Regions from separate parts of the Homo sapiens genome. Here regions 2, 3, 4, 5 and 6 are each linked to region 1. A link is a loop called in an ENCODE intact Hi-C map of the cell type or tissue named here. Cell type or tissue: ascending aorta. All regions are shown on one strand. Region 1 has its middle 73 kb from the start of ACKR3. Region 2 has its middle 220 kb from the start of ACKR3. Region 3 overlaps LOC105373948 (a long non-coding RNA gene). Region 4 has its middle 200 kb from the start of COPS8-DT. Region 5 has its middle 250 kb from the start of COPS8-DT. Region 6 has its middle 180 kb from the start of ACKR3.

Evidence for each region. Hi-C counts contacts between places; a loop is a spot of excess contacts. Peaks named below come from ENCODE experiments on the same cell type or tissue, not always from the same donor. Only the 100,000 strongest peaks of a DNase experiment are listed, where the experiment ranks them.
Region 2: a loop joins it to region 1, with 4 times the contacts of the local background. A loop is called at or near these places in 6 of 110 quality-filtered maps.
Region 3: it touches region 1 in a loop (2.7-fold over the local background); 6 of 110 quality-filtered maps call a loop at or near these places.
Region 4: a loop joins it to region 1, with 7 times the contacts of the local background. A loop is called at or near these places in 5 of 110 quality-filtered maps.
Region 5: it touches region 1 in a loop (3-fold over the local background); 2 of 110 quality-filtered maps call a loop at or near these places.
Region 6: it touches region 1 in a loop (2.4-fold over the local background); 6 of 110 quality-filtered maps call a loop at or near these places.

The regions. Positions count from the first base shown.
Region 1 is chr2:236,640,234-236,645,233 of GRCh38, reverse strand. No RefSeq gene overlaps it. Among named protein-coding and RNA genes, the nearest start is that of ACKR3, 73 kb to the right of the region's middle. In ascending aorta, no CTCF peak of the experiment used is centred here; DNase peaks (open chromatin) are centred at 2,073, 2,443, 2,973 and 3,953; H3K4me3 peaks cover 791 bases; H3K27ac peaks cover 4,364 bases.
Region 2 is chr2:236,784,696-236,789,695 of GRCh38, reverse strand. No RefSeq gene overlaps it. Among named protein-coding and RNA genes, the nearest start is that of ACKR3, 220 kb to the right of the region's middle. In ascending aorta, no CTCF peak of the experiment used is centred here; no DNase peak of the experiment used is centred here; H3K27ac peaks cover 2,877 bases.
Region 3 is chr2:236,730,095-236,735,094 of GRCh38, reverse strand. LOC105373948 (a long non-coding RNA gene) reads left to right here. Exons shown (of 6, transcript XR_924022.2): 5 at 2,543-2,828; 6 at 3,277-3,572. Among named protein-coding and RNA genes, the nearest start is that of ACKR3, 160 kb to the right of the region's middle. In ascending aorta, no CTCF peak of the experiment used is centred here; DNase peaks (open chromatin) are centred at 2,614 and 2,894; H3K27ac peaks cover 1,536 bases.
Region 4 is chr2:236,885,865-236,890,864 of GRCh38, reverse strand. No RefSeq gene overlaps it. Among named protein-coding and RNA genes, the nearest start is that of COPS8-DT, 200 kb to the left of the region's middle. In ascending aorta, CTCF peaks have their summits at 2,851 and 3,050; a DNase peak (open chromatin) is centred at 3,194; H3K4me3 peaks cover 623 bases; H3K27ac peaks cover 3,546 bases.
Region 5 is chr2:236,828,831-236,833,830 of GRCh38, reverse strand. No RefSeq gene overlaps it. Among named protein-coding and RNA genes, the nearest start is that of COPS8-DT, 250 kb to the left of the region's middle. In ascending aorta, no CTCF peak of the experiment used is centred here; a DNase peak (open chromatin) is centred at 2,638; H3K27ac peaks cover 2,331 bases.
Region 6 is chr2:236,744,041-236,749,040 of GRCh38, reverse strand. No RefSeq gene overlaps it. Among named protein-coding and RNA genes, the nearest start is that of ACKR3, 180 kb to the right of the region's middle. In ascending aorta, no CTCF peak of the experiment used is centred here; DNase peaks (open chromatin) are centred at 56, 461 and 3,030; H3K27ac peaks cover 1,399 bases.

The sequences.
Region 1 (5,000 bases):
GCTGAGGCAGGAGAATCACTTGAACCCAGGAGGCAGAGTTTGCAGTGAGCTGAGACTGCGCCACTGCACTCCAGCCTGAGTGTGAGACTCTGTCTCAAAAAAAAAAAAAAAAAGTCCTCAGGATTCTCTTTATTTAAATCCAAATGGCTCAAATCATCTTTAAAATCCATATGATAAAGAAAGGATTCCCGGAGCGTATTTCCAGGAGAAAAATAAAATAAAATATCTTTGTCCAAGGCTCCTGTGGCTGGGACGTGCAGTCCATGACAAAATGCAATCACGCACAGGTTTGGAAGGAGCAGAGTTGAATGGCTCATGGGCTGCCTGTGGTCATGGGGGCAAGATGGAACAGCCTAGCAGAGCTGAATGTCAAGGGAGAAGGGCCCTTGAGCAAGCAGGGGGCCAGATGAGGAACACCTGAACCTGGGAGGGCAGAGCTCATCTGCCTGAGGTGGGGATGGCTCTGGGGAGGTCCACTGTCAGCCTCCTGCAGTGTGGGTCTGTTGGGGCACAGAGCTGAGAGCAGTACCTCCTGGGGCAGTGACCTGGAGACCAAGCTGAATGGTGGATGGCTTCTGGGCGAGAAGCAGGGCCTGGATGGAAATGATGAGGGCATCAAGGGAGGATGTGGGTCGTGGTATCAGTGCTGCCGCTGCGGTGTCAGCTTCTCTCAAGATGTCCTCTGCTCTCCTCCAAGAGTCCTCTGTGCTCATGGCTGCCTCATGTGTGTCTGTCTGTGTGTGTGTGTGTGTGTGTGCGTGCTCACACATGTGCTGTATTAGTTTCTTTTGGCTGCCATAATAAATAACCACAAACTAGGTGGTTTAAAACAGCAAAAAGTGTCACATTTTTGGAGGCTGGAAGTCTGAAATCAAAGTGTCTGCAGGGCAGTGCTCTCCACAAAGGCACTAGGGGAGAGTCCTTCCTTACCCCTCCAGCTCTGACAACTCTAGACATTCCTGGACATGTGGTCTCATCACTTCCATCTCTACCCTCCACAGTCACATTGCCTTGTCCTCTGTGTCTCCCCTCTATATGCCTCTTATTAGGACACTTGTATTAGTCAATTTTCATCTGCTATAGCAGAATACCACAGACTGGGTAATTGACAGAGAAAAGAAGTTTATTTCTCAAGTTCTGGAGGCTGAGAAGCCCAAGGTCAAGGAGCCTGCATCTGGTGAGGACCTTCTTGCTGCATCAGCCCATGGCAGAAGGTGTTCCAGCACATGCTTTTTGAGGGACACATTCAAACCATACCACTTGTCATTCGTGATCTTTAGCTTAATTATAGCTGCAAAGACTCTTTCCAAATATGGTAATATTCACAGGTCCCAGGGACTAGGATGTGAAGATATTTTTTCAAACGGGCCACCATACAATCCACTACACATACTTTGTGAGTGTTTGAAGATAACATTTTACTCTGCTTTCTCATAGGCTGCAGTGCGTACTATTCGGGAGGACTGAGTCTGGAAGCGTGACTGACGTGGGGAGATGGTACCTGGAGTGCACAGGTGGGCTGCCTGGTGTCATTCAGGAGATCAAGGGGCCAGAAATACTCCTTTCCAGGGGCCATGGAAGGCAGTGATGGCCAGGGGACCATGGTAACATGAGGAGAACTGTGGCCAGTTTATAGGACGCGCAACCCAGTCAAACATGGAGTCCCTCCCAACTGAGGCATCAGTGCCCTTCACCTGGGCTTCTCAGAAAGAAGGGCCCAGAAGGAAGGTATTCAGAGTTTGTTCGAGATGTTGGACAGAGGACAACTAGAGGCTGCATAAATGTGTTCTGAGGCAATTCATTACTTGGGCTACCATATTTTAAGATGTGAACCCTAGAAGAAACAAGATCCAAAATCCCTAAAATCCTTAGGAAAACCAGCCTCTGACACTCCCAGGATGTTAATTCTCATTTTGGGGAGCAGAATCAGCTTCGTGTTTAACACACAAAAAGCGTGGCTAGGTCAAGCCTTGGCTTCTCCTTGGAAAGGGGGTGTGATTCTAGCAAACCCAGACACCGGTTGTGAAATCTGGCAGCCAGAGGCTGGTGACAGCACTCCAGGGAAACTCGGAGAGTGCAGAAGCCGGCCCCTCCCGGGCTGAAAATAGGCTTCTTTGAAACCCACCTCAACTGTCATCCCAGGGACTCCTTTGCCTCGACTGCAGCACTTGAGTTCAAACGACCCCTTGGAAGGCACAGGGCCGGCCAGCGTGCGTGAAAACACTCCCTCCCTCAGCTGGAGGGAGGCACCCCACATCTGTAAGCTACGGGTGGAGGAGAAAAGAGCACTGCCTGACGCGACCTCATCCAGGAAGAATGTGAATGGCCCCAACACTGAGTCAGCCTCACGGGGCTGTGTTTCTGAACCTCAGCTTGTTTTGGAAGCCACTTAACAGCCCCTCCTCTGGCAGGAGCTGTGTTGGACGTCATTCCACTCCGTGGTTCCCCAACAGACGTGTGCATCAGAATATTACGCGGACTTTTTCCCCTAGACCGGGCCCCACCCCAGGCCTGCTGATTAAGAGCTCCCAGGAGTGGAAGCCAGGCATGTGTTTGGAAGTTTGGGATTTCTGCGTGGTTGTAATATTCCACGAGTGGCTCAGACGTTTACCACTCACTGAGAGGCATTGAGTCCACTGACCTTAGGTAGCCTCCAAGAACACAGAGGCCCCGGGAAATCAAATGCTTTGTCCAAGGTCACAGAATAAGTTCATTCAGACCCCAGCCTCCTAACTTCCCCGGTGTTTACTTTTTTCACATGCCCACAGCCTTTTAGGGAAGAATCAATCCCAAGATATTTGAGGATTCAGAATGCCTCATCCTGGTACACCCAACCCAACTCCCATCAAGAAAGTAAAGAAATGATGCTTAGTTCGGAAACATGGCAAGAAAGACCCACTCCAGTGCCAAGGCCGTTTACGAGCTGGAAACCCATCAGCTCAGAAAGTATTTGTACCATGGCCAGGAGGGCTTAGGGAAACTCTCCACTTCTTATGAAAGAAGTAAAATCTTCTTCCATAGAGCTTAGGAATTTGAGGGGCAAAGTTAAGGGAAGATTGAATAGAGCAAGTTGATTCTCACTGACCACTCACAGGAGCTGGCCAGGGAAATGACCCACTCCTAGTGGGGACCTAGAAAGCCGTAAGACCCCAGGAGCATGGAGCTACAGCATTGACAGTTCCACCCTGAGAGCAAGGATCTTCCCCTAGGTGACCGAAGTGGTGTGATCACCCCTAAGAATGGAAACATGAATTTAACAATCTCATCTTCTCTACCGCCCAACTTAAATTTCCCCAATTATCCCAACTTGCCTTTTATGGTGGTTTTAGTTTTTGTCTATGCATAGGATGCCTTGCATATCACAATGCCAGTTTTGCAAATTCTATCTTTAAAGCATTTGTGTAGGATTATACTTGTACATGGCGCAATGACAGATAAGATGGCAGTCACAAAAGCAGTCCTGTCCTCAAGTCAAGAGTAGCAATTCTCAACACCAGTGTCCATACAACATCTGAAATTCCTTGAAAAATGTATGCGTGGGTTTTGCGGGGAGAGCATGCAAAGCTTTAATCAGGCTTTGAAAGGAGTTTGTGCCTTTAAAAATAAAAAAGATTAAGGAACACTGATGTGGGGGCCAGGACACGCAGAGTACCGAGCCAACGCAATCAACTGATTTTCACGGGCTTCATTTGTCGTAACCATAGATGCTGTTTGCATACATTATTTCATACGTCCTTACACGTGCATGTTATCAGCCTTGTGCAAGAAGAGTTGGTAACAGCTCCACGGCCATGATAGTGGTTAGGGGGAAAGTTGAGATTCAAACCCAGGCCTGCCTTATTCCAGAGCCACACCTTGAGCTGGGCATTACATGAATTCTCATCCGCCTGCCCACTGCTGAAGCCCGGCATCCAGTCCTGTGTCTCACACTTAGACCAAATGGGAGCACAGCCAGGGAAGAGTGGCCACCGGGCATGAGAACTCACACTGCATCACTGCAAAGACCAGCTGGGTGCCCTTCCCAGATTTGACTCTCCTCTCCTCACAGCTGCAGCTGTGGGAACTCTCCTGCGGCCCCATTCTTCTGCCCTCTGCATTACAGAGAAGGCCTCCGTCATTCCTCAGACCACTCGGCCCCAGGGCAGCACTGCTCCCAGTGCCTCTCCTGCCAGTGCAGGCTCCAACTCCTCCTGTGGCCAATTCACCCCTTTATTCACTTCTGGAAACCACGTGCCCTGCATGGTCCTGACTTCTGAGTCCCGTTGTACCAGCCTGTTTTCTGTCTTCTGCCCTGTGTTCAAGGTTCCCACCTGGACCTTGCTCCTACCTGCCAAGTCATTTCCAGAAAGCTGCCTCCAGCCTCCCCACCCGCAGCCCTGATTCCAGCTGGGGCCACAGCCCTGCTGTTGCACACACTCCTTTCCAGCACTGCCTCTGCCAGATCACCCTGACCTCTGGACACGGCATGTTTGCTTCCAGATGGAATTCCTCCCAGAGCCTCCAGCTGGGTCTCTGGGTTCCCATAGCACCTGCGGATTTGTCCCCCATTGCACAGTGTCCTTAAGCATGGCTTCAGAGCCAGGTCTTCTTGCATCCTGCTAGCCATGGCCAGACGCGGTGGCTCATGCCTGTAATCCCAGCACTTTGGGAGGCCGAGGTGGGTGGATCACCTTGAGGTCAGGAGTTCAAGGCCAGCCTGGCCAACATGGCAAAACCCCGTCTCTACTAAAAATACAAAAATTAGCCGGGCGTGGTAGTGCACGACTGTAATCCCACCTAGTCGGGGAGGCTGAGACAGGAGAATCACTTGAACCCGGGAGGCGGAGGCTGCAGTGAGCCGAGATCACTCTACTGCACTCCATCCAGCCTGGGCGACAAAAAAAAAAAAAAAAAAAAAAAAAAGTTAATTCCAAAAGCCAAGTTAGAGTTTTAAGAGTTATATTTTAAAACATTGTATGAGAAACCCATGTTGTTATAACTCCTCCATCTTGCAGAAGAGG
Region 2 (5,000 bases), 140 kb before region 1:
TCTTTATCAGCATCCAGCCTAAGGTAACTGAAGGGATTCAGTAAGGGCTGGAATTCTGCAGGAAGTAGGAATGCTATGCAAAGTGAGCTGCAGCCATCATAGTGGGTCCCTTGGTGAGATGTGCAAATTCAGCTCCAGATGATCCTTGTTGCATCTGCAGCTGCCCCTGACAAGGCATTCCGGGGTGGGAGTCATGTGAGCATCTGAATATGGCACAAAACCTGCTTTCTTTTCAAGTAATGGGCAATTATTCTCCCTGAAAAGACCAAGATTATTTATTGTTTTTCAATGAAACGTGAAAGAGATAAGAAGTCTAAATAAAGCATAACGATTGAAAACTGCCAGAAGGATGAATGTCATACAAGGTAGTTAATGTTTTGAGCAATCATGGGCTAAACGCACATTCCTCTTGAAGATGGTACGATGAAACTCACATCTAGGTCACACCATGGTCAAGGTTGCGTGGTTTTCAGCATGGTTTCTGCTGTTCTAACTCAGCCCAAATGAACTCATTATCCTTTTTTTGAAAAATTGTTAATAAACAGTATTAATACTCGATATTGTCTTGTTCCCTCCTGTGCCACTGAGTTGCACTTTGTCATTAAACCTTCTACATGTGTGTATGGAGGCCATAAGAAAAACCCTTGAGGACAGTGTGTATAGAACTGAAGAAGCCACTGTGATAAGTGGTCTCCCTCTCCTCTCTCTCTCTCTCTCACACACACACACACACACACACACACATCCAAGAGGAATTTTGCTTCCCTGAGGGACTCATTTGTTTTCTGTTCACAAACATCGAAATCCAACAGAGGATTCCTGTTTCTGTTCTTGCTTTGGCTACCAGGGAGATCAGAGCCCAGTTTGCATCTTAGCTTTGGTATGGGTGAGACTGTCTGGTCCCATATAGCTTTTCTGTCTTCTTGTTCTCCACAGTTCTGTCATCTTGAATGTCTTTCTTAGATACTAGAAAGCTGAGAAAGCCTAACTGGGGTTTCCAAGTTAATCCCCTCTCAATGCCAATGTTAGTTTTCTGCCATTAAAAAAGAAAAATAATAGCTCCTACCTTACTGGGTTATGGGATATTCATAATTTAGTCCATATAATGCCTTAAACATAGTGCCCAGAATATAGTGTATACCCAGTAACTGTTAGCAGCACCTGTGGGTGCTACTATTATTTTAGTTAGTAAGAAATGCTAATATGATTAATAGTAAGATCCAGTGTGCTATCAATATCGCTGAAATTACAGACAAAAATATTACACAACAGAGAATGAATGACAGAGACCTGCAGAAAGCCTGAGGGCTGTTCCCTAACTTGACAGCATTTGGCCCCACTTCAGTAGAGTCCGTAATCCCTTACCAATCCAGCGGGTTCCCTCAGCACTACAGCCAAAGGACCTCATGAGAAATTTTTCAAAAAATGTTGGTTCCATCCCGATATATTATGTCTACAGAAGGCCTCAGCCCTGCAAGTCCAATTTCCCTGTCAAAATAAGGAAATGAAACTAATCTTGCATGATTGGCCCTTAGTGAACTCCCGCTGGCTTCAAATGATCACCTTCCCTCTCCAGGGCTCTATAAAGCATCTACTTGAAAGTTGTTTCTTTCTCGATTCTTGCCGTTGGATCCAGTTCCCAGGTCTGTTGCTGGGGAAGACACTTCACTTCCTCCTTGCATAGAAAGTGTTATGTCAGAGTTTTCAAACGAACCACATGCTTTACAGAAATAACTACCACGTAGGCGTAGTTGCCTAAAATGGAGCCAGCACTGCTGCAAGATAACTTCCATGCTAATTATCTGAACAATTTTCCAGTTGCTCAAAATAATATGTTGTGTCCATCTTCAGTGCTAGAGGAGAGGAGAGCAGGAGTTTTTCATAATAGTGATTTTTTAAAAAATCTTCTTGGATTTGGCTTTCTAGAAGATGTGGGGCTTATATTAGTCTGATAAAAACATACCTGAGACTGGGAAGAAAAAGAGGTTTAATTGGACTGACAGTTCCACATGGCTGGGGAGGCCTCAGAATCGTAGTGGGAGGTGAAAGGCACGTCTTACATGGTGGTGGCAAGAGAAAAAATGAGGAAGATGGAAAAGTGGAAAGCCCTGATAAAACCATCAGATCTTGTGAGACCCACCCACTACCATGAGAACAGTATGGGGGAAACCGCCCCCATGATTCAAATTATCTCCCACCTGGTCTCGCCCACAACACACGGAAATTATGGGAGTACAATTCAAGATGACATTTGGTGAGGACACAGCCAAACCATATCAGGGCTTATATTTGAATCTGATTGTTCTCAGTTCCCTTAGAAGATGCAATACTTGGGCTTAAATTTTTTAAAAGATCACGATTGAGTTCTTAGCTTCATCCCCGCCATCCAGGAGATGATGAGTTGGTGCCACTTCACTGCCCAGGCTGCCACCAAGGTCAACCCAGAGCAAAAGAAGCCGAGTCCTGGTGGAGATGAGTCCATAGCAACACAGGCCGGTGGGGGAATGCAAGGGTCATGTGAGTTATTTGTGGCCTGGGAAATAGAAAACACGAAGAATATCTGGGAGGATATCTGAGATTTCCATCTGCCCTGCGTCCATTTTCCCGTCTTCAAGTAATAGCACCTGGACTTCCTTTCTGGGACCCACCCTCCTCTACTCTTAGATAAGGTAGTTCCCTGGGGACTGACCCATCCCTGACTCTCAGGCAAAGGCTAAGAACTAGGCCTGGACCAATGAGATGTCACAGCCGCTAGTCCACACTGATTAATTTGAGACATGTGGCACATGACCCAAATCAGCCAGCCATAGTCACAAAGCAACTCCCCAGGGACTTTGGTTGAAATTCCTGGGACAATCTCTCCTCTGGTTGTAAGTCCAAGTCTTCCATCTTTGGGAGACTGCTTGAGAATAAACTAACACAGACAAAAGCAGAGCCAGGCAGTGTAGACTAACTCCTGACATCATTTTCTGAATATCTGGAACTATTAATAGCTTTTTGGAAAGCTAGATTTAGCTTTCCACTAAAACTTTCAATCACATAAGCCAACAAATTCATTTCTTCTTAGGCCAACCAGAGTCACATTTCTGTCAGTTGCAACTAAGAGACCCTTATCTGATTATCCACAGAACCTACAGAGCTTAGACAGAGGCCAGGCAGGCCAAAGACCAATGGCATTGTGGCAGTCATTGGTGATATTCACCAAATATCTCCAACTCTCCATTTTCCAAGCACATATTAGGATGGCCCTTCCCTGCTCCCTTTGAGGTTAGGTGTGGCCATGTGACTTGCTTTGGCAAATGAAATGAGATCAGAAGGGCATAGATCCCTTTCAGAGAAACGTCAGAGCAAATATTATTCAACATATTTCTCTTTTTTCTGCCTTTCTATCATGGAAGCATAGGAATGGAGCTTCTGTCAGCCAGGGTCTGTGAGATGGAGATGAGTCCATGCCCCCAACCAGAAAGCAGTGGACATGTAGAAGGACAGGGTGGAGAAGGGGACAAACAAATGAAAACAAAGTTTTTAATCCCTTGATATTTTGGGCTTGACTGTTACTGTAGCATAGCTTATCTGGTCCTGACTGATACAAACATCCAGCCATGGGATAAGCAGTAGCAGCCCAGAAAGAAACCAGGCAAGACGGTCCTCTTCTAGGTGATCTACCAGCTGTGTCTGCCTAAGGCGCCATAAGAGGGGAGAAATGGGAGAAGGATCTTGAAGATAAGCAGGACCCAGAGGGCCATTAGATAAGGCATGTGAACGTGCTGTTCGAAGAAGCAAATAAAGGAAAGGGTGGGAGGGAAGAATTGTATCTGTCAGTAGCCAGGCAACATTGGAAAATATCTGGGAGTAACAGCAGCCAAGAGATAACAGAATTGGAATTTGAAAGAAAATGAAAACGATCACACCCAGAGGAGAGATCTGAATAGACTAATGAAATATACTTGAAATGTACTGTGTGTATTGTTCTGTGAGTCAGAGTCCCAGCTCATCCACTCACATGTTGTGCTGGAGCACCATGAGTACTGGAGAAGGAACTGAAGAGACCGTAGTTCCAAGAGTGTGATTATTGGGATGATCCTGTCCTGCAGGGAGGTGGGGTCCTGGTTGGCTAAGAGAGTTCCAAAGACTATCAAGGCACAAAGTAATGTGTTTTCTTTTGTTTGGAGGAATTCTAAAATAGCTTTTTGTTTTACTTATCTGTTGCTGTACAGCAAATTATCCCCCAAATGTGGCTTAAAACAATGAATATATCTATTATGTTACCTTTCCTGTGGGACAGGAATTTAGGAGTAGATTGGCTGGGTGCTTCTAGCTCAGGGTCTCTCTTGAAGTTACAGACAACTTGTAGCCATCTGGGCTACAGTCCTCCAAACGCTTGATCGAGGTGGGGAGTCCACTTCCTAGACCATGGCTCACTCACATGGCTGCTAGCAGGAAGCCTCAGTCCTTGCCACGTGGGTCCTCTATAGAGCTGCCGGAGCATCCTCACACCACGGCAGCGGATTCCCCCAGAGCCAGTGATCCAAGAGAGAGCAAGGAGGAAGTCAGGATGCCTCTTACGACCCAGTCTCGAAGTTACAAACCTTCACTTATGTCATCTTCCTTTGTTAGAAACAATTTGCTAAGTCCAGCCCACAATCAAACGGAAAGGAATTAAGCTCCATCTCTTGAAGGGAGGAAAAGCAAAGAGGTTGTGGATGTATTCTTAAGCAATCACACTCATGCATGTCTTTTCTTAGTGTGGTAGACAGAATAATGGACTCCAAAGATGCCAACATCCTAATCCCCTAAACCTATGAATATGGTATCTCACATGGCAGAAGGTGTCTTTTGACACACCCTGAAGGTGTCAGTGAGTTCAGAAGCTCGAGATGGAGTCATTATGCTGGCTTACTTGGATGGGCTCAATATAATCACAAAAGCCCTCATAAGAGGGAGACCCTCATAAGACGGTCAGAGTCAGAGAAGGAGAAGTGACCACAAAAGCAGAGATG
Region 3 (5,000 bases), 90 kb before region 1:
AGGGTAGGATGAGTAACTGACAAGAAACGTGAGAAGCTTCATTTTCTTAGTAGAGAGCAGCAGGCAAAGCTATGGCTCTCAATGCTAATTTTCTGGGTGGCCACAACAGACCAGTTCCCGTGGGTCCCAGCCTATCAGGAGAATGGCTTCCAGAGTTGACCAACCCACAGACATCCATGGGAAATGCATGGAAACCTGTCAAATTAATGAAATTGATAGATGACACAAAACTGGGAAGAAAGACCAATGTACTATGTGACTGTATTCGTTTCCTTGGATGTTGTAACAAAGTACCACAAAGGGGTAGCTCAAAGCAACGGAAATTTACGCTCCCACAGTTCCAGGTGACAGAAGTCTGAAATCAAGGTGTCTGCAGGGCCACCTCCCTCTGAAGGCTCTAGGGGAGGATCCTTTCCTGCCTCTTCCTGGTGTCTGGGGGCTGCCAGGAATCCTTGGCATTCCTTGTCTGGCAGCTCCATCACTCCAATTTCTGCCTCTGTCATCACGTGGTATCAACACCTCCTGAGTGTCTCTGTCTCTGTGTCCACACTTCCCTCTTATTTTTATTTTTTATTTTTTTGAGACGGAGTCTCACTCTGTTGCCCAGGCTGGAGTGCAGTGGCATGTTCTCGGCTCACTGCAAGCTCCGCCTCCTGGGTTCGAGCAATTCTCTGCCTCAGCCTCCCGAGTAGCTGGGATTACAGGTGCCCACCACCACGCCCAGCTAATTTTTGTATTTTTAGAAGAGACGGGGTTTCACCATCTTGGCCGGGCTGGTCTTGAACTCCTGACCTCGTGATCCACTCACCTCGGCCTCCCAAAGTGCTGGGATTATAGGCATGAGCCACCACGCCCAGCCCCATACTTCCCTCTTCTTATAAGGATACCAGTCATTGGAATAGGGCCCACCCTGTTCTGGTATAACCTCATCTTAACTTGATGACATCCACAAAGACCCTATTTCCAAATAAGGTCACATTCACAGGTACACAGTTGAAGGTGGAACATGTATTTTTGGGGGACATAACTCAGTACAATGACCAAGGGAAAGTCTAGAAACATCTTGATAACTGGAGCGAAGAATAAATGTAGAGAAAGACATTCAATAGTGATCATTAAAAAATGTGCACTTGGGTTCAGACATACACTTAAATGTGTACAGAGTGAAAAAGATGTGACTGAGAGAGGCATGCACGTGAGAAAACTTAGGCACCTTCACAGACTGCAGAGCTGCTAGGGACTGAGCCATCTCCTGCTGGTTAACGATGCCCTGAGCATGATGTCTGGATCACCTCAGCTCCATTACAGAAAATCCAAATCCAAAGTGCCAGGTTTAGCTACAAACACGAGGCCTTAAGGACACTAGTAGACTGAAGGAGGTTCAAAGAGCATGTCCAGGAAAAGTTCAAAATCCACCATACATGAGAAGCCATGGAAAGAAAAGATGGTGAGAAGCAGAAGGGGAAAACCCAAGACTTCAGGAGAACGAGAGAACCATCTTCAAATACTTACAGGGCAGCCGTACAGAGCAGGGTGTGGACCAATTTCCTGTGCCTGCAGATTTAGGGTCAATGACAACAGGGGGCTGTATGGGGGGCTTCAAAATACATTCCAATTTGGAGGCTGTTGAAATAGAAGAGCCTCATATGGGAATTCATGTAGAGAGGGCCTCCACGCCCAAAAGCCTGGCATTGTCCTTGATTCAGGAAAGAATAAAACTTGGAGACTGGAATTGGGAAGGCTTCCTGCCTTACTCAGAGAAGGCTCTCGGCACTGCTGTCTCACAATGCTGGACTCACGCCTTCCATCCCTGGGGCTCAGGGCTGCAAATTCAGCTGAAATAATGAGGACACTTTCCCCCAATCTGAAAAGTGGCAGGGGAGGAGGGAGTAAGGAGCCCAGGGAGAAGATTTCCAAATACATGCAAATACATGCACACAGAAATACATAAATAATAAGTTGTATCTGCCTGAAAGTTACCACCTACCTCTTATTTGTTGGACATATTGGGATTCTGGGTAAGATGTTGGTTTGTTGCTTACATTTTTAAAAAACCATTGAGTCCTAGAGAAATGAACTAAATCTAACCATATGCAGCACAGTAGGATATTAAATACGTGAATGAGAAAAATACTAAAAAGTGAATGAATGGGTTAGGGAGTAAGAGAGTGAGGGAATCCCTTCCTCTGCAGGTTGCGATGGTCCCATCGTGCACCTGAAGATGGCAACTAAAGAGAAAAGGTGTCGTTTGAATCTCTGGGCCCACATAGAACCTGCCCAAAGCAACGTGGGGCTAAAGTGTTCCCTGCCATGAACTCTGGCTTAGACAGGTGGACTCCCAGGAAGGGAGGCCAGGTAACCACCAGGAAGTCACTAGCCACTTTGAGTCACTGGCTGCCACATAAGACATCCTTGGGTAGACTTCAGTGCATTTAAGGCTGGAAACTTACTCTCATGCATTATTTCTTGTAATGTCATTTACTTGTTCTCTTTAAACTTTTTTAACTCTCTGCCCCTTTCCCTCTTGTGGCATCTCTTCCAGGCAATGCAACAGAGCTTCTATTTCCTGGCAGATGGACCATGAGCCTGGGCCAGAGAATCTGGTGCTGAGCTGCTGCAGTCAGCTGAGCTGCTTACGTAACCTGAAGGCTCTCCTGGGAGGACCATGCTGTGAAAGGCAGCTCTGGTTTGCTTCCCCTCAGATAATGTTTATATGGCCTTTTGGTCAGAGAAGAAGCAAAGATAATCCCCCTGACCCTCAGGTTGAGGAGACACAGATCGGCCTTTGCTGAGGGTAGCACAGCAAATGAGGATGCATCTCCCAGCAGGTGACGTGCCCGGTCCTGTGACTCATGCCCTTTATCCCAGTAAGTGATCTGGCTCTGGTAAAGTGCCCTAGGGAGCCTTGCCTGGACAAGGAGCACCTCGTGATAGTCTGCCCTGTGCAACCCGCTGCTGTTTCTGACGAGGTTAAGCTGGATTCAAATGCTAGGTGACAGGACCTTGCCTTGCACGATGGTTTCTTACCCCACAATATTCATCTCAGGGGTGAGCAGGCTAGCAACATTCTTGGATGACATGGCCATTCTGGTGAGATGGTAAATGCCTGGGGCCTGGACTCTGAAGATCTTCACGAGGTCACTCCCGCATGACTGTCCTGAATAGGCAAAGCAGTCTGCCTGATGTAGCCACCCCACTTTCTAGGGTCAATGACCCATCTGCGGCTCCCAGCCTGGGAGTCCTAGATGCTTAGATTAGGTTCTTTTTCTCTCTTAGGGTCAAATGCAAACAAAAATGCTGTGAGACGCAGGACATCAGGGGCATCCCAGGGCCTGAATATTCTTACTCTGACCAGAGCCGGCTCCGGGCAGCTGTCAGCCATGCCTTAAAAATCAGAAGTCTGCACACTTTTTCCGTAAAGGGCCAGGTATTAAATCTTTCAGGTTCATGGGCCACATGTGGTCTCAGATGCAACTACCCAGCACTGCCATTGTGGCATGGAAGCAGCCATAGAGACTTTGTAAATGAATGGGCACGGTGGCATTCCAATAAAACTTCATTTACAAAAACAAGCCATGGGCTGGATTTGGACTATGAGTTATACTTTGCCAACACCTGGTTTAAATTAAATCTGAACTTCCCTCGGAGGTGGACATATTCCCCCTTCTAAGTTCTCTCTTTTTTTTTTTTTTTTTTTTGAGACAGAGGCTTGCTCTGTCACCCAGGATGGAGTGCAGTGGCAAAATCTCAGCTCACTGCAAATTCTGCCTCCCAAGTTCAAGAGATTCTCCTGCCTCTTGAGTAGCTGGGATTACAGGCACCCGCAACCATGCCTGGCTGATTTTTGTATTTTTACTAGAGACAGGGTTTCACCATGTTGGCCAGGCTGGTCTCAAACTCCTGACCTCAAGTGATCCGCCCGCCTCAGCCTCCCAAAGTGCTGGGATTACAGGCGTGAGCCACGGTGCCTGGCCTTGCCTTCCATTACTAACCACTTGCCTGAAATGCTATTGAAATACACCTCTTAGTGGGTGTTTGGATTTGTGGTGCACAGGGGCTGCCAGATCGAATACAGGACACCCAATTAAAATTGAATTTCAGAGAAACAGCCCAGTGGCTATTTTTAGTTTAAGTGTGTCCCTTATACTAAAACACTATTGGTTATGTATCTGAAATTCACATTTAACTGGGCTCCTATCTTTGTAATTTGCTGAATCTGTCAGCCCTGGGTGCATTAACTCTGGCTTGGGAGGTTGTGTGCAGCCAGCACAGGGACTGAAAGGGCCTGAGGATGACCCGGGGGACTTGTTCTCTCTTAGGAAGCCTCAGCGCAGATTTAGCAGGACCAATAATGGGAAGGAAGAATTGTCAAGGTGGGAGAGTGGCTGGGCATACAGCTCCTGTGACTTCACGGGACAGTGCCCGGGGATGTGAGCCAGGCCACCGAGCTGAGCTGGCAGCCCCAGGTGACCCAGAGAACTCCAGCCGGCCTGCTGTGACCCCAGCCTTCCCTGCCGCAGAGAGAAGCCAGGTCCGTCTTCCAGACTCACAGTCCACCAGCAGTTTCTGAGGTCAAAGATTGTAATCTCATCGAAGCAACGGCCTCCTTGTCACAACATTGTTACCCTCTGCTGTTTTCGTAAGAAAAAAAAAAAAAGCTGTAGATGCACTCACCATTTATCCCCATCCTTCTCCATTAATGATCAGCCTAATTATTTCAATGTGCTGCATTGGTGGTTTGGAATGTAATAGTTAAAACCTAATGAATTATTAATATGCGGATAAACGATGTTTAATGCTCAGTGATACATTTCATAAGTATAAAAACTAACTTTTAAACTTTTAGAACATTACTGGAGGCTGTTATTCCTTCTCTGTTTCAGTTAGGGAAGCTGAGGCACTGGGAAATCCAAGATCATGCATTGGTGGACTCTGTGGGGAAAACAGGATTGGAACTCAAGGAATCTAACACACCACCCTCAAAAAACAATCTAAAGCAT
Region 4 (5,000 bases), 250 kb before region 1:
TCATGGAGGAAGGGGAAGCAAACACATCCTTCTTCACATAGCGGCAGCAAGGAAAAGTGCTGAGCAAAAGGGGAAAAGTCCCTTATAAAACCATCAGATCTCGTGAGAACTCACTCACTATCACCAGAACAGCATGGAGGTAACCACCCCCGTGATTCAATTACCTCCCACCGTGTTGCTCCCACAGCACATGGGGATTACGAGAACTACAGTTCAAGATGAGATTTGGGTGGGACACAGCCAAACCATATCACTGTCTTCCTCTGGTTAAGTGGCTCCTGTGGGGAAGTCACGTGGGGGAGTATCTGCTTCCTTTGCCCCATCCCCTTCTGCACCTCATCTGGCAGAGATTCATCGGGGTTGGCCCTGGGGCACTCTCCACTGTTGGCAAGGCCAGGGTGCTTTCCTCCAAGTTTGTGTCTCCGTAGCCACTCAGTGACCATCTTCAAGAGAAGGGAGTAGACAAGGAATAGTGTTTGCTGAGAAGATTCCTAGTTGTTTTAAAAAGTGCATGTGCTGGTGTGCACGCGTACACACACACACACACACACACATATACAGTACACTATAAATTCGTATACAAAACCTTCTTGGCCAAAGTTAGAAACGTCGGAGCCTAAGTTAGCACAGAGACCCAGAAGAAACCCAAAGCCAGCACTGTGAGGCGCAGGAGCCCGTAGGGTAGAAAGCTACATTCCGCCACTCCCGAGAAAGACGACTGGGCCTGGGCAGGCGAAGGTGACTGTGGCCCTTTCTCTCAAGCCAGGGAGCCAGCTCCAGGGGCCCTACAGCCTGACCTGCGCCCCTCCAGCTGGGGCCCACTGCTCCCCATCCCGAGTCCTGCTCAGAGACAGAATCTTCATTTGTCCTCTATTTCATTATTCGGGGTCAGACTCTGGGTCTTCCAAGCTGACAGCAGGGAACCTGATAAGCGAATCTTCGCTAATAAGAGAAGCTCCGGCTAATTTGGCCTAAATTCCCCATATCCCTGGCACCCTGCTAAGGGAAACAGTCACATCAAAAGCAGCCAAGATCATGCCTTCTTTTTCTGTGTTTTGTTGTTATTGTTGTTTTCAAAAACACTTTCACGCAAGCTATTGTCATTTATCTTCATATGTGAGCATGGTCGAAATGATGGCTCCAATTTTCCAGATAAAGCTGAAGCTGCCAAGAGCCCAGGATCTGGTTCCCAATCTCTGCACTCCTGGACAGCTACGCCGGGTTATCCAGGGGCCCCCAGGTCTTTCTAACCTAATCTGCTCAGGAGGAGAAGCAACCCAGGCTGTTCCACATGCATCTTAAAATTTTAAATATTTAAACGTATCCCTTCAGACTAGCTTTCGTGACACCAAGGTGGAAATGAGTAACAGACATCTTTCCAGAGAAAAGACCACTCTCTCCTTCTGTGGCGTGGCTTTCAGGAAATGGGAGGGGAGTGCGAGGAAATCAGATCTAAAGGAACACCGAGAGTCCATAAAGAATAATTACAACCATGAGCCACGGGGAAGAGGAAATGGACTCCGGAGTCTGATAAATAGGATTTTATTAACTTATTAACCTCGCTGGCCTATCTAGGAAGCTAAAAGCGAGACCTTTCAGCCCAGCAGTGACCAGTGCACACTGGGAACCGACAAGCAGATGGAACACACAGGGCCTTGTTTAGACAGAGGCGGAAAAAGCAGCCCAGCAGTGTGGGCACTACATGTCTTTATTCCTAGGGGAATGTTTGCTGGAAGGGAAATTATCTTGAAATATGAAGCTGGTGATATTTCATCCATAGTCATACTAGAGATAAAAGATCTGATGCTTTAAAAAAAAAGTAGAGAGAGTAACATGAAGTGAAAAGTATTTCTTCCTTTCATGGGAAGATTAACTCACGTTGGGGGAATATAATTTTGAACCTGGAAATTGGCGATGTCTGGCTATCTATGTCCCAGGCGGCCATTGAGGCTCAGGAGGAGGCAGGGACCACATGGTGCGTTTCTAGACAAGCAACCGCCCAGCCGTCCCCTCGCCATAAACCCAGCCCGTTATTTGCAGCAGGCCACACAGACGCAGGGGAACAGGGCCTCTGCTTCTCTCTCAAGGACTGGAGTGGGGCTGTAATTCTTTGAAATCCAACAGCCCATTTAGTCATTTCATTTTTGCTGATCCAGCAGGCGGAATGGAGGCCCAGGAGTGAGCCTGGGTCTCTGGCTGCAGAGAGAGGAGTTCCAGCAGCTCCAGGCTCAGGTGCGTTTGCGCTGTGGCCCCCACAAACGGGGGCCCGCTGCCCCACATACTGAGTCTCTCTCAAGCTTCCTGAAATGACCGTGTGGGTTGTCTGGGCTGCAAACCTCCCAGTGACTACTCATCTCTCAGAGTAAATTCAAAGTCCTTGCAATGCCTCCATGCCCACATCCTCAGACCCTTCTCACCTTGTGGTTCCTCCCACTCCACGGCACGCAAGGCCCTCGCTGGTGGCAGGGCCTGTGGGCAGAATTCTCTTCTCCCAGGGGAGCACCTGGGGAATCCCCTCATTACCTCCCAGTCTTTGCTCCATTCCCTTTGCACCAAGGCCCACCAGGTCGGCTGTACTGGTCTGATGCTTCACTCAAGGCTCTATTCCTGTTTCCTTGGCACATGTCACCTTTTGGCTCATGAAGATGGACTGACACCTCCTCGATGGGGTATGTGCATTCCTTGTTTCCTCATAGCACATAAGTGCCGTGAGGACTGGGGCCTTGTCTGCATCTCACTCGTCTATTCCCAGCACCTAGAAGAACCATGGGCACACAGGGAAACAGGCAGCGAGTGTGTTTCCATCCAAAACAGCATCTCCAGTGTGTTTTTCTCTCTCAGCCCTTCCTTTCCAGAGTGGGAGAGAGGCCAGGACAGGCAGTCTATGCGCAAAAAAGTCCTTTAAATAAGGAAGGTAAAGATCCGGTTTTACGGCACTACCCCTACAGGAATTCCAGGCTTTCATAGAAACAAGTCCACATCCCTGTGCTGAAGTCTGCCGAAAGGAGGCCTCTCAACAGTGGGTGATAGTCCACAGTTTACAAGCGCTGGCTCCAGGCCTGACCAGAGAGGACCCCGAGCCGTGTTCCCCCTGCCTTCACTCTGCATTTTCTGGTTCAATTCAGGTCATAGCAGACTGTGGCTGTTATTCTAGCATGGTTACTAGCATATAAATATTTGTCAAGTGTTTCATTCAAATGCCTCTTCCAGGAAAAGAGGGTGGAGGGCCAGCCACGTGCCATTGGATGTTAAGGAAAGGTTGTTCCAGCAAATAAAACATGTGGCCTGAGACTTATGTACGAGGATGTTCAATACAATCTTACTTATAACAGTGAGAAAAGTACAAGCAACTTAAATAACCAATGGCAGAAGCATGGCCAAATAATTTATGGTACAACCATAATACAGTGTATTATGAACCTATAAAAATTATATTCTCATGGAATATTAAAGGTCATGGGGAAAGTCTATGAAAATGCAAAAGAAAAATATTAAAATATTCTCAGAAGCTATATCTGAATTGTATGTTTATAGGTAATTTTATTTTCATTTTTATACTTTTCTATTTTTAATGTTTTTTATAAGACTCATATATTACTTTTATTCTCTGGGGAAATAATGAATGCTGTCTTAAAATAAAGTGAACACAGTCTTGAGTAATAAGCTATGATGGATTATCCACACTACTTTGTTGAATTCAATATTTGGGAACAATATAAGCAAGTAACCAGCAGTGTCCTGTGCACCAACCTGGTTGGAAACTGCCCAGGTCTTATACACAATGTCACTGTGTCCTTGGGCTGAGGGGAAGCTCCCTGAACTTTGGTGGGTGATGATTCGGAAGAGGGTGAACTTCCCTTCTTAGTAGAAGAAGGTGCCCTAGGCCCTGGATGGGGCCTCAAGACCAGCCTTTTCCTCGGCTGTTCCTTGTATTAGGTTGGTGCAAAAGTAATTGCACTAAAATGCATTAAAAAATGGCAAAACCCGCAATTACTTTTGCACCAACCTAATACCTTAGAGACCCAGAATTCTCTCCCTCGCCATGTCCTAACATTCTCTCAAGCTTCTTTCCTCCTGCGTTGTCACGAGACCAAATGGAAATCTGGAAGAGGTGAGAGTTTGTCTTCAGAGCTTGGTGATAAAGTGGAACCAATGGCATCGCACTTTCTGGCTCCGAGTTTGCTTTCAGCCAGCAAAATTCCTGCCGACAGAACCCTCTGTGGCTCCAGCAAACATAAACAATATCTCTAAGAAACAACTGTTTGATTAATGCAGCCAATTCCAGCAAACAATTTCAAAATTCCATGGAAAAACAAAAGCCAGTAGAAAGGCCAAGCCAGATGCTGGACCTGGGGACACAGCAGAGGCGTCCCGGCTGCCATTCTGCCCACCATGACCTGTGGACACCACCAGCCACAGTCAGTGCAAACAGGTAGACTGTTCAGCTCAGTCGGTGAAGACTCCATTTCCTCAATTCGTTTTATTTATTGCTTTGGAAAACACTCATTGGCCAGGAAAATGGGCGTGTCCAGTAATGATTAAGCTCTGCAGCATAAAATAGAACCCATGCGCCTTACAGATTTATTACAGATTTATGGAAATGATGAGAGAGCTCCATGTACTTGAGCTCCAAGTGAGGGCAACCTGAACCAGCAGTCGCCACCTGCCCCTGCAGTACTGCCTTCTCTTCACCAACAGGCCTGGGCTTTCCTCCATGACTCCAGCACCACCCTAGGCATGGGAGGAGCATATAAGGAGATGGGGTTCCTGTTCACAGACCATCCCAATGACCTGATACAGAGGAGAAGCTATTTCACCGGCTGGCCATATCCAGTTAAGAAATGTCATAATCAAACGTCAGACTTGACATTGGTTTGCTTATTTTTATATTTATTGAACAAATATTTATTAAGCATCTTCTCTGTTAGGCTTATTTACACAAGAAGGTGTAAAACAGTACAAGTCAGTGGAGATGGTAAGAGGCAAAAACAAGATTATAA
Region 5 (5,000 bases), 190 kb before region 1:
AATCCCCATTGCATTTTGTAGCCAGGGCATCAAAAAGGACAACATCATTTCCTGAAAGAGGTTCAGGGTGAGAAATAAGTTCCTAAACCCAGTGATTTCCCACAGTGCCAAACAGGATGTAACTTGCAGCTGAGTCTGTGAACTTTTTATCTCTTGGCCCACATGAGAAGCTTAATGCCAGTGACACCATCCTTGGTCAAATTCCTTTTAGATGAGAATGGGGCAGTGAGGTAGGTCCTGACCATGAGTTTTATGTCAGTAGGAAAATGCATGCACCTGTCTGGGGTGCTGGCAGAGAGAAGCTGCTAATGGCATCTCTGTCTGGGAACATGGAGCCCTTGGTTTAGGACTTGGTGTTTAAGGGGGCATTTGTCAACCTACTGACTCATGGATCCCTGATACTAGCCAATGAAGAGATGGAGAGGACTGGGATTCCCCATCTAGTGATTCCTGCTGGTCTTAGAGCAGCAGTGGACGGGGCTCTTGCAAATCATTTGGCCCATAATTTCCATTTTATAGACAAAGAAACAGAGGTTCACAGCAGAGAGCGACTTGCCCACTGATACACATGCATGGTATAAAACTACTAGTGAAAATCTAAAGCAATTACAGGCTATATGCAGAGGGGTAGAGACTCTGGCATGCATCCTTCCATGGCCTCTGTTCACCGTGTACCCTTGGCCATCCTCAGCTCTGAAATTCCGTGACATTTGGCTCAGAATATATCTATCTCCCTACTCTTCTGACTTAGTCCTGTGTTCCTAACAGAAGAAATGAAATTCAAGTCCACAACTCCAAGACTGGAGAATTCTTTCTGAGGTTTCTGTCCTGGGGCCAGCCCTCCCCTTGTCTCTAGAACCCAGTGACTGGCAGAAAAGACAAAAATATAAATAGAAACAGTGACAATCACAGTCATTAATAACAATTAATGATAATAATAATAATTGCAATTCTCACCTACTTAGTACCTACTACGTGCCAGAGCCAGTGACTTTGAGACTGGTTATTCTATCCTCATTTCACAAATGAAAACACTGGTGCTCAGAGAGGTTAAGTGACCAGCCCCAAGTCACACTGACGGGATGGTGAGGATTTGGTCAGGTGGGAGTGATAAAGGACATTCTCTTCCCTGCTCTGAAATGGCCCATCAGGCAGAGCAGGTGCAGGAACAGGAGCAGTTCCTGCTGTACCTGTTTCAGGATTAAAGTGTAGCCTGAGACTTCAGGACACAGGAGCCTTTGGCAGAGCTGGCTGGAGGTGGTCTCTCCCTGGCTTTCAGAGATGGGCTCCCCTTCTTCCAGCCCCACAGGGAGCTTCCAATCCCACCATGAGGAGTAGGCTTCTCTTTCTAAAATGGCCCACAAAGCTCCAGGTCATCTGAGCAGCCCACCCCAGCACCCTCCTTCCTGCACATGTACCAGATGCCCCCACCTGCTCCCAGGCCTGCTTCTCCCTCACTGGGGGTCTTCAGAACAATCTGAGATGGCCCCAACCTGCTACCACTCCCACCCTTCACAGCCCACTTGGGCAGCCCCTCATCAGGAAGCTCTGGATGTGCCGCTTGGGTTAGGGGCTCTCCTTGACATGCCCCTGGATGGAGCACAGATCCCATGCAGTGAATCTGCAGCTGACCACAGCCTCTCCCCAGAGATGGTGTCTCCTAGAAGGCCCCTCCTAAGAGGGGCCATGTCTTCTTAATACCTGCATCCTTAACCCTGGCATCTTCCGGAATAACCCAGACCCTCAACCCATGTTTATTGAATTAAATAAAGAAATGAAGACAGACAGATTGGTTCGAGCGGTGTTTCTCAGCCTTTTATACTCCGTGCCCTTTTTAGTAAACATAGAAATCAGGTGCAGCCTCACCCAGCCTCACTGAAGACAGTGGGGTGCTGCACAGTTCCCCTCCCCACGCGTGCACAAGTATCTGCAGCTGTCAGCCAAGCCGTTTCTCTCAAGCTTAGTACCTGGAATCTATGTCCCCAGCACAATGTGTAACTTATCTCATTATCCAAACATTACACACAACACACTTTCTCAAAATGCATTTTGCTCCTCACCTTCAAAACTGGGATCCACTGCCTTAGGGGCCTTTGAAAACTCACTGAGTTATGGAGTTGAGTTGCAGTGACAGGTAACAATGGCTTGACTAAAGTCATGGTGATGGGAATGAAATAAGGAAACAGAATCAAGGAACACATCAGAGGAAGGACAAACAAAACTTGGCACATTTATCTCAGACTGTGCAACAGGCAGAGCCTAAGAGGGAAGCTGAGGCTTCTCACTCACCTCTCCCAGTCCCTTCCCTGATGGAGAGCCAGGCGTCATCAGCCACTATACATGGCAAGGCGAGGGAACAGAAGAGACCCTCAGCAGTAATCCATGGAGAGGGAAGAAAGAAGGGTGAAGTCCAGTCGACTCTGGGGGACACCAACCTTCAAGTCCCCCATGAGACAGCTGGCCACGCTTTGGGAGAGAGGCAGGAATCTCTCTGCATTTTTAGTCTAAGAAGAGAAGAGATATAGGAAAGCTGACCCTGTCCATAAAGGCTTGAGAATCTCACAAGTCAAATGACGATGTCAAGTCAAGTGGTACAAGAGACCTAGACTTCCTGGGGGCCATGAGAAGCCTGTGAGATGACGTGAATCTGAACTGGAAGAGCAGCCCTGCATTCTCTGGGCTCTAGTGGAGTCTGCAAGTTCAGTGGAGGGCCTTAGTATGATGGAAAGCACGTTTTTCTCACCAACAGAGAATGTGAGTGCAATAAAATGAGATCACAAGCAATCTTCAAGACTTCACCATTTTCTTCCATTTGTGGCAATAGAGAACTTCTAAAAATATCCATTTCACATAAGCAATGTAAAAATAACAACTTAAAAACAGTCATGCCAATGGATGGAGATTTTCCTGGGAAAATAAATCCCATGTGCTGAAATACAAATAAATAAATGAATAAATATGATTAATTCTGTGAAAGCACTATGGTTCTCCAGCCTCCAGGAATCACTGGCCTGTTGGGGTAGCCACCCCATAGGCATGGCTTCTTTCTTCCTCTATGGGTTTTTAATGGTCATTCACAAACTTTTCTGGGCGGTCTTTGCACTATGCCGAGTTCTAGAGGTGCAGAGCGGAATGAAACAGAGGCCTGTCCTCAGGGAACGCTGTAAACACACAGTTGTCCTGTAACATGGCAAGGCCCAAAAGAACCAATTCTCCCAGGATATGACAGAGGAAGGGAAAGAGCTTTCAACAGATAATTTTAAAACAATAATACCTAGAAAAATAACTTGCTTAGATTACCTTATACCGTATGCCAAAATACACTCTAGGTGGATTGAAGAGGGACATATTTAATCATCTATCTTTAAAAAAAAAAATCAGCAGGACTACAAGAAAACAAAAATCAAATACCCAATTTCTGGAGTAGACTGGACCTTCTAAATTTCAAGGCAGTAGAATAAGTCACCAAGAAAAAAATTGTCCGGATAATAACTTTAAATGCCAATACATTAAAAATACGACATAATTTTTTAAACATAATTTTTATAGCAAATGGAATGCAAAACACAACTGTAGCAAAGATGCAGGCAGAGGGCTCATTTCACAGCAAATTACCAACGTTCTTCCAACCCCAAGGGTTGGGGGTTATGAACCAGGAATTCACAAAAGGAAATGCAATTAGTAAACAAATACTTGGGAAAATTTCCTGCAGCATTAAGGATGGAATAAATACAATTAAAATAATTACATACCATTTTGACCTATCAAGTTAACAAAGTTTAAAAAAATAAACATTGTTGCCAGAGAAGGTATATAAACATGGTCTTGTAGGTTGCCAGTGCGATGTTTATTCGGAGGTCTGAAACCATCTGTGGGGACAGAGCAAGTACTCTAACTTTGGGGAATCCTAAGTTAATAAAAACAAATACTGTAAAACCTTCAGAGAGAAAGATTTTCATCACAATATATACTTAATAATAATGACAAACTGAAAATATTGTAAGCACCTCCCAAAGAGACAGAACAGTTAAGGAAACACAGTGTTTTGCAAAAGCAATTATTATATTTTAAAAGAGTCTAACATTACAAAAAAAATTTCTGGGCTGGGCACGGTGGCTCATGCCTGTAATCTCAGCACTTTGGGAGGCCGAGGCAGGTAGATCACAAGGTCAGGAGTTCGAGACCAGCCTAGCCAAGATGGTGAAACCCTGTCTCTACTAAAAATAAAAAAAAATTAGCCGGGCGTGGTGGCAGGCACCTGTAATCCCAGCTACTCGGGAGGCTGAGCCAGAGAATTGCTTGAACCTCGGAGGCGGAGGTTGCAGTGAGCCAAGATCGCACCACTGCACTCCAGCCTGGGCAACAGAGTGAGATTCCGTTTCAAAAAAAAAAAAAAAATTCTGATATGATGTCAAAGGGAAAAAGCAGAGCATAATACTAAACAGATAGGATGAACCAGACCATAACAAAAACACTTACACGGAGCTTCTAGAAAGAAATGTACCCCGATGGGATTGGGATTACTTTTCATTTCACTCTCCTTGCCTGTATTTTACAGGTGTGCTTTAACAAGTATGTCAGTGGTTTTCAAATTTTAATGTGTATGAGTATCATTTATGTACTCCCTAAAATGAGGATTCCCTGGCACAGATTATCTGATCCTCAAGATCTGGGGTCTGAGTTTTTGTTAGCATTCCAGGAGATGAGAACGTCTGCAGTTCCAAAACCAATCCTCTGTCATCAACTGGATGTCCTACCATTCAATTCCATTCTGACACTAACTAGCCAGAATAAGCTCAGACCCTACAGGGTAAGGGCAAAGTCCTTCAGCTCTGACACTAACTGCCTGGAGTTCCTATTGGGTCCCAAGCTCAGACCCCGTGAGTTAAGGGCAAAGTCCTTCAGTTCTGACACTAACTGCCTGGAGTTTGTATCAGATCCCATAAATTAAAGAGCAAGTCCCCAACAAGACTGCCCTTCCTTAAGAAGCCCTCTGCAAA
Region 6 (5,000 bases), 100 kb before region 1:
AGGGAGCCTCAGGGCTGTCCCTGAAGGAGCCAGCCCAGCCTGGCCACCTCCAAAGCCCGCATGCTTCAGGGGAACATGAGGCGCTCAGCCCTCCTCTGGCTCAATTCAGGCAAAACAGGAGAAAACGCATATAACGTTAGCCTGGGGGACCTGTCAAAATGCTTTCCAGCCTTAAGCTTCTGCGATTTTAAAATTGTCTTGGGCTAAATGGTCAGGACTCAAAGGAGGGATTGGGAGGGTTGGGGGATGCTTACAGTCGGGACCCAGCCCGTCCTGGAATTGGACATAAAACAGCCAATTGAAGGAAAAGAATTGGGAGGCCCTGCTGGGATTCAGTCATAAGAGGAAATGAAACCAAGGGAAATTATTTAATACCGGTATTTCCTAATCATAACTTTTTGCTTCTTTGAACCGCCCTATGGGCCAATCTCATTGCAATCTTGCATTGAAGGAGGAAGAGGGTGGAGGAGAGGCGGTTGCTGCGGCATTTGGCTCTGCCTCAGGGTGACACTTCCGAAGGAGGTCCCCACCAAGCCCTGTGTCCAGAGCTGGGAGCGTTCTGAAAGGTAAACCCAAGGTCAGAGAATGACTCCCCAGTGCAGAAGAGAAGACGGATGACTCCTGCAGTACCTGAGACACCACCTCCTGAGCCAGCCACTTCCTGCTGGGGGCCTGAAAAAGACAGAACCAAGACATGAGGGATCTGGTGGTGTTTCCTGGATGTCTGGGGCTTGGGGATTCTGTGTGCATGGTAGAGAGGGGGTCCCAACTCCCAAACTCCAGCAGCAGTGAGCAGAGCTGCACAGGTTGTCCGAGCAGAAACAGGAGAAAGGAGGTCTGTCCCCATGTGGGGGCCTGCACGTCTCACACCTTCAGTGTGTGGGCTGAGGATGAGGCCTCAGGCTGCAATGAGCATGCTGTCCCCAGACACTAATGTCGGCTTTCCCTTTGCCCAGACCTGGACAGTCACTCAGGTGTGGGGTCAGCGCTGAAGCACCGGCTGTTTCCTAGAAACACAAGCACACCCTCAGGCCTCCCTCCCTCTACAGGAGAATGTAACCAAATATTCCATTTCTCCAGTGGATCTGTGTGCCAAGGGAAACTTAACTGCCACTTGGAGCATAACTGAAGGGGTGACAAATTATTTAGGGGATATTTGGGTTGCAAGGAATATCCTTTTAAAAACAACAAAGTGCCATCTTTTGCTTTTATCATGATGGCACATGGTGGGGGGGAACTACATTTTTATTTGCTTGTTGTTGGGTACAGAGTTGCTTTCACGTTTCTCCTTCTCACACAGGTCCAAGTGCCCAGCCTCCCTCTGTCACCTCCCCATCCCCCTGTCAGAGCACTCAGGCCTGTCCCCAGGGAGTTCTACGGGCTCCCTGCAGGCCCTCTGAGGGGCCTCCCATCCCACGGGACCTGCCTCCATCAGCCTCATACAACTTGCTTTGCCTCTGGCCACTCTGATCCGCGCCCCCACGTTTGCAGCGCTTAATTATGTGTGGACTCCTGTGCTTGCTAGTTCAAAAAAGACCCTGAAAATAATCCAGTTTAACCTCTTCATTTTAGAGATAAAGACACTAAATTAAGTAGGTAAGGAATTTAAGTTCCACTCAGGGTCAACCCAGACATTTAATGGAAGAATAAAAATCAACCCCCTCATCTTCCCATCACTCTCTGCCACACCACGATGGCATCTGACTGTTTCATGTTTATGTCAGATGCACCATTGATTTGATAAGGGGCTTTGACAATACTTTTTAAAATAGAAATAATAAGGAAACACTTCCACATAAATGGAATTGCATCCTGGATTTCAGAGAAATGCTTAGGTGAGGGGAAGAGGGGTCTTGCGATCCAGGAAATGTCCTTCTACAGCCCTGTCCACTACCCAAAGCCTCGCCTGCCCCACAGCCCCGGTGCTGAGATGGGGTTCTGAGATGGGGGGACCGTGTGTGGTGGTCCTGCCAGGTAGATGGAGCGATTCGCTAGTGTGGCTCTCGGGTCATGACCCTCCCTGTTGTGGGTCCCAGGGGGTGGGTTATTGGAATTGCAAGCTCCCCGATGTCTGGCTTTGCCGGCACCCACCTGCAGCCTTGCCATGGCACTGTCCCCTCAAGCTTCTGCTTAGAGGCTGTCACCCGGAAGAATTGCTGAGGCCAGCCCTGCCTCTCACCTAGGGTATTGACGGTCATTGTGAAGAGCATAATGCTTTCCACTAATCCATCGAGATGAGGCAACATAACAGCACTATTCCTATCCATAGAAATAAATAGAAAGGAGCTGATATCCTCATCTCTTGATGTGATGGGGCTACATGCTTTGATCATCGAAGTGCTTCTGTATACTTGATCTCAAGAGGGGAGAGCAGTGCAGAGGGAAATAGTCAACTTTTTTGTTTTTGTAAGTAGCACAGTAGACTTTTTTAATGATTAAATGATTTTTTTCCAGATTTGATAAAACTGAAAGGAACTTTTGTTTTCTGTTTCTGTTGGGCTGATTTAAAGAAGAGATGAAATTAAAAAGATAAATAACAACAACAAACAACAAACAAAACAGTAACTGGGAAAGCTTCTAGAAAGCCAAGGGTATCTTTTCATCTTCCATCCTAGCTGAATCTCCTACTCTGTCTTCTGCACTGATTTTCTCTTTCTTTTATACCTTAGACAGGGTTCTGCCTAGTCCTATTTTTATATCTTTACAAGACACAAGATTACAGCCTACTCCCCATTTTAGGACTCGAATGACACTTTCACTATTTGACATTTGTTTTGGTCTGTCGAGCTAAGAATAATTTGTGGGAGCCCAACAGCTGATTTTAATAAAAGAACCATGGAAATAATATTCGAAACAAACACAAAGCATCAGCCATCTCCAGCAAAGGAGCTGGCATGCAAATCCAGATTATCTTCCCCACCTGGCCACCCTCATGCTGGCCTGGGAGCTCACAGCATTCAGCACACAGGTTCAATCTTGACGGGATAAGCCTGCTTGTGTTTCAGAGCTGGGTGGCAGACAGGCCACTGGTGCAATTCTGTGTCTCACGCCCTGGGGGATTGTTCACTGTGCCTCAGCCCTCCTACCAGAGAGCTTATTCATGAGACAGGTATGTACTTGGGCAAACACAGAAAGCAATGCAGAACACGATTAGAAAAGCAAATCTTTTGCCTTTTCTATTTAGAGCTGGGGATGAAGAGGAATGTGTGTACCTTTGTCTTAAGATACACAGAGATACCATCAGTCTGGAGGAATTACTAAAATGAATTTATTTAGAAGACACAAACTCCTGGTATAAATTTTGTGAATTTTGAACTTTATTTTTAGATCCAAAGTAAAGTAATCTTGGGTTCTAGCCTAAGAGGCTTCCAACAGTTCTATATTCTTATACCATTCTGTCCAGAGCAGGAGTGGCAGCCCAAGGAGCTATGGAGCCTGGCCCTCCTCTTTCAGATCTCCTTAACACCACTTTCCCTGCAAATAACCTTCCTTGTTAGTTGGGACTTGTTGGGTCCTTGTTAGTTAACCCCACAAAGGCATCTTAGTTGTCCAACCGAACATCAAGAAATTCTAATCTAAATTAGAATTTATATTAATTATTTAAGTTTCATTGCTATTCTATTAATAGAAGAAGAGAGATGCACCCCCCAAATCTACCACGACTAATCTAACAAATCCCCAATGATTTTTTTCCGAGAAATTACTGCACTAGCCCTTCAAATCTATGTGAAATTTCACATTGATATAGTTGTGTGGATCTATTTTCCCAGATTACTTTTTTAGGAGGACCATTCAGAAAGTTTTATAAAGCCCTCCTAGAGACAGGAAGAGGGAAAGTCACAAAGAACTGACAGAAACAAATTCCTACTTATGTGTTTCCTGAAATTATCTACCCTTGAAGACGCTCTCCAGCAACCTAAGAATGGTACTTTAAGAATATCTCTTAACAAATATCTAGGTTCTAAATGGAAGCAAATGTTGATTTACTCCTTTGGTGATAATGTCTACAAATTCTGTAAATAATTCACATTCTTACGGCTATTAATATTGTAAAGACCACCCAGGTTGATGAATAGAAGTTTTTAGCTAGAAGAGAAATAGCAACTGTGGCTTGGAGGCTAAATTCCATTGCAGAAGCTCAGCATTAAGGAACATCTTCCAGGAGACATGGGGTACCTGAGGGTGGGGAAGGGGGGAAGTCATGAATGTGTGTTCAGAAACCCATGGCAGGGACACTGAGTGGCTGTCCACCCCACCCCAGGCTTGTGTGAATGTTGTGTTTATTCTTAGCCTTCAGAGCAATTAGCCAAAGTTCAGTGATGAGTGGAAATCTGGGGCAAACACCAAAATAATACATTTAAAGGGAATAACCTCAAAAATGCAACAAGCTGCATCTCTCTGTATCTCCCTAGAAACTATTGTGCTTTGTTTTTTCTGAATGAAGCAATTTTCCTTTGCATCTCTAACCATGTTTTGTTTTGTTTTCCGCTTTTTGGCAAAGAAAGAAGAATCTGCAGGCCTTATTAAAGCACTGATAAATGCACGCAGCCCCTCTCTTTTGTCTCTTGGCCAAGGTGTCTGTTGTGGGGGTCTGTGCGCTGACTCAGCAACCGCACACAGTAATTCTCTCCAAGAGAACAGTCAATGGTCAGCAACTTCATATTTGTGGTCAAAATGAAGCGCTTAAGAAATGTCTACAGCTAATGAAGTACAGCTGACATGCAGAAGCATTCGTGAATGGGATGTGTTGGTGATTTTCACGAAGCATTTTTGTATTTGCAGGATGAATTTTGATTATTTTCATTCAGAGTTCTTTTTGACAGCCCTGAGAGTGAATTCAGTAGCATGGTGTTCTTTCAGTACCAATAGCTAAGAAAATCAAAGGGTTGTAACTTAGGAATCTGAGGCATATTAAAAGCCAAAGGTGTACAGCCCAACAAAGCAATTATACAATTCCTCAGCTCTGCAGGCTTTGGCATGATCTCCTTTTTCAAACCATG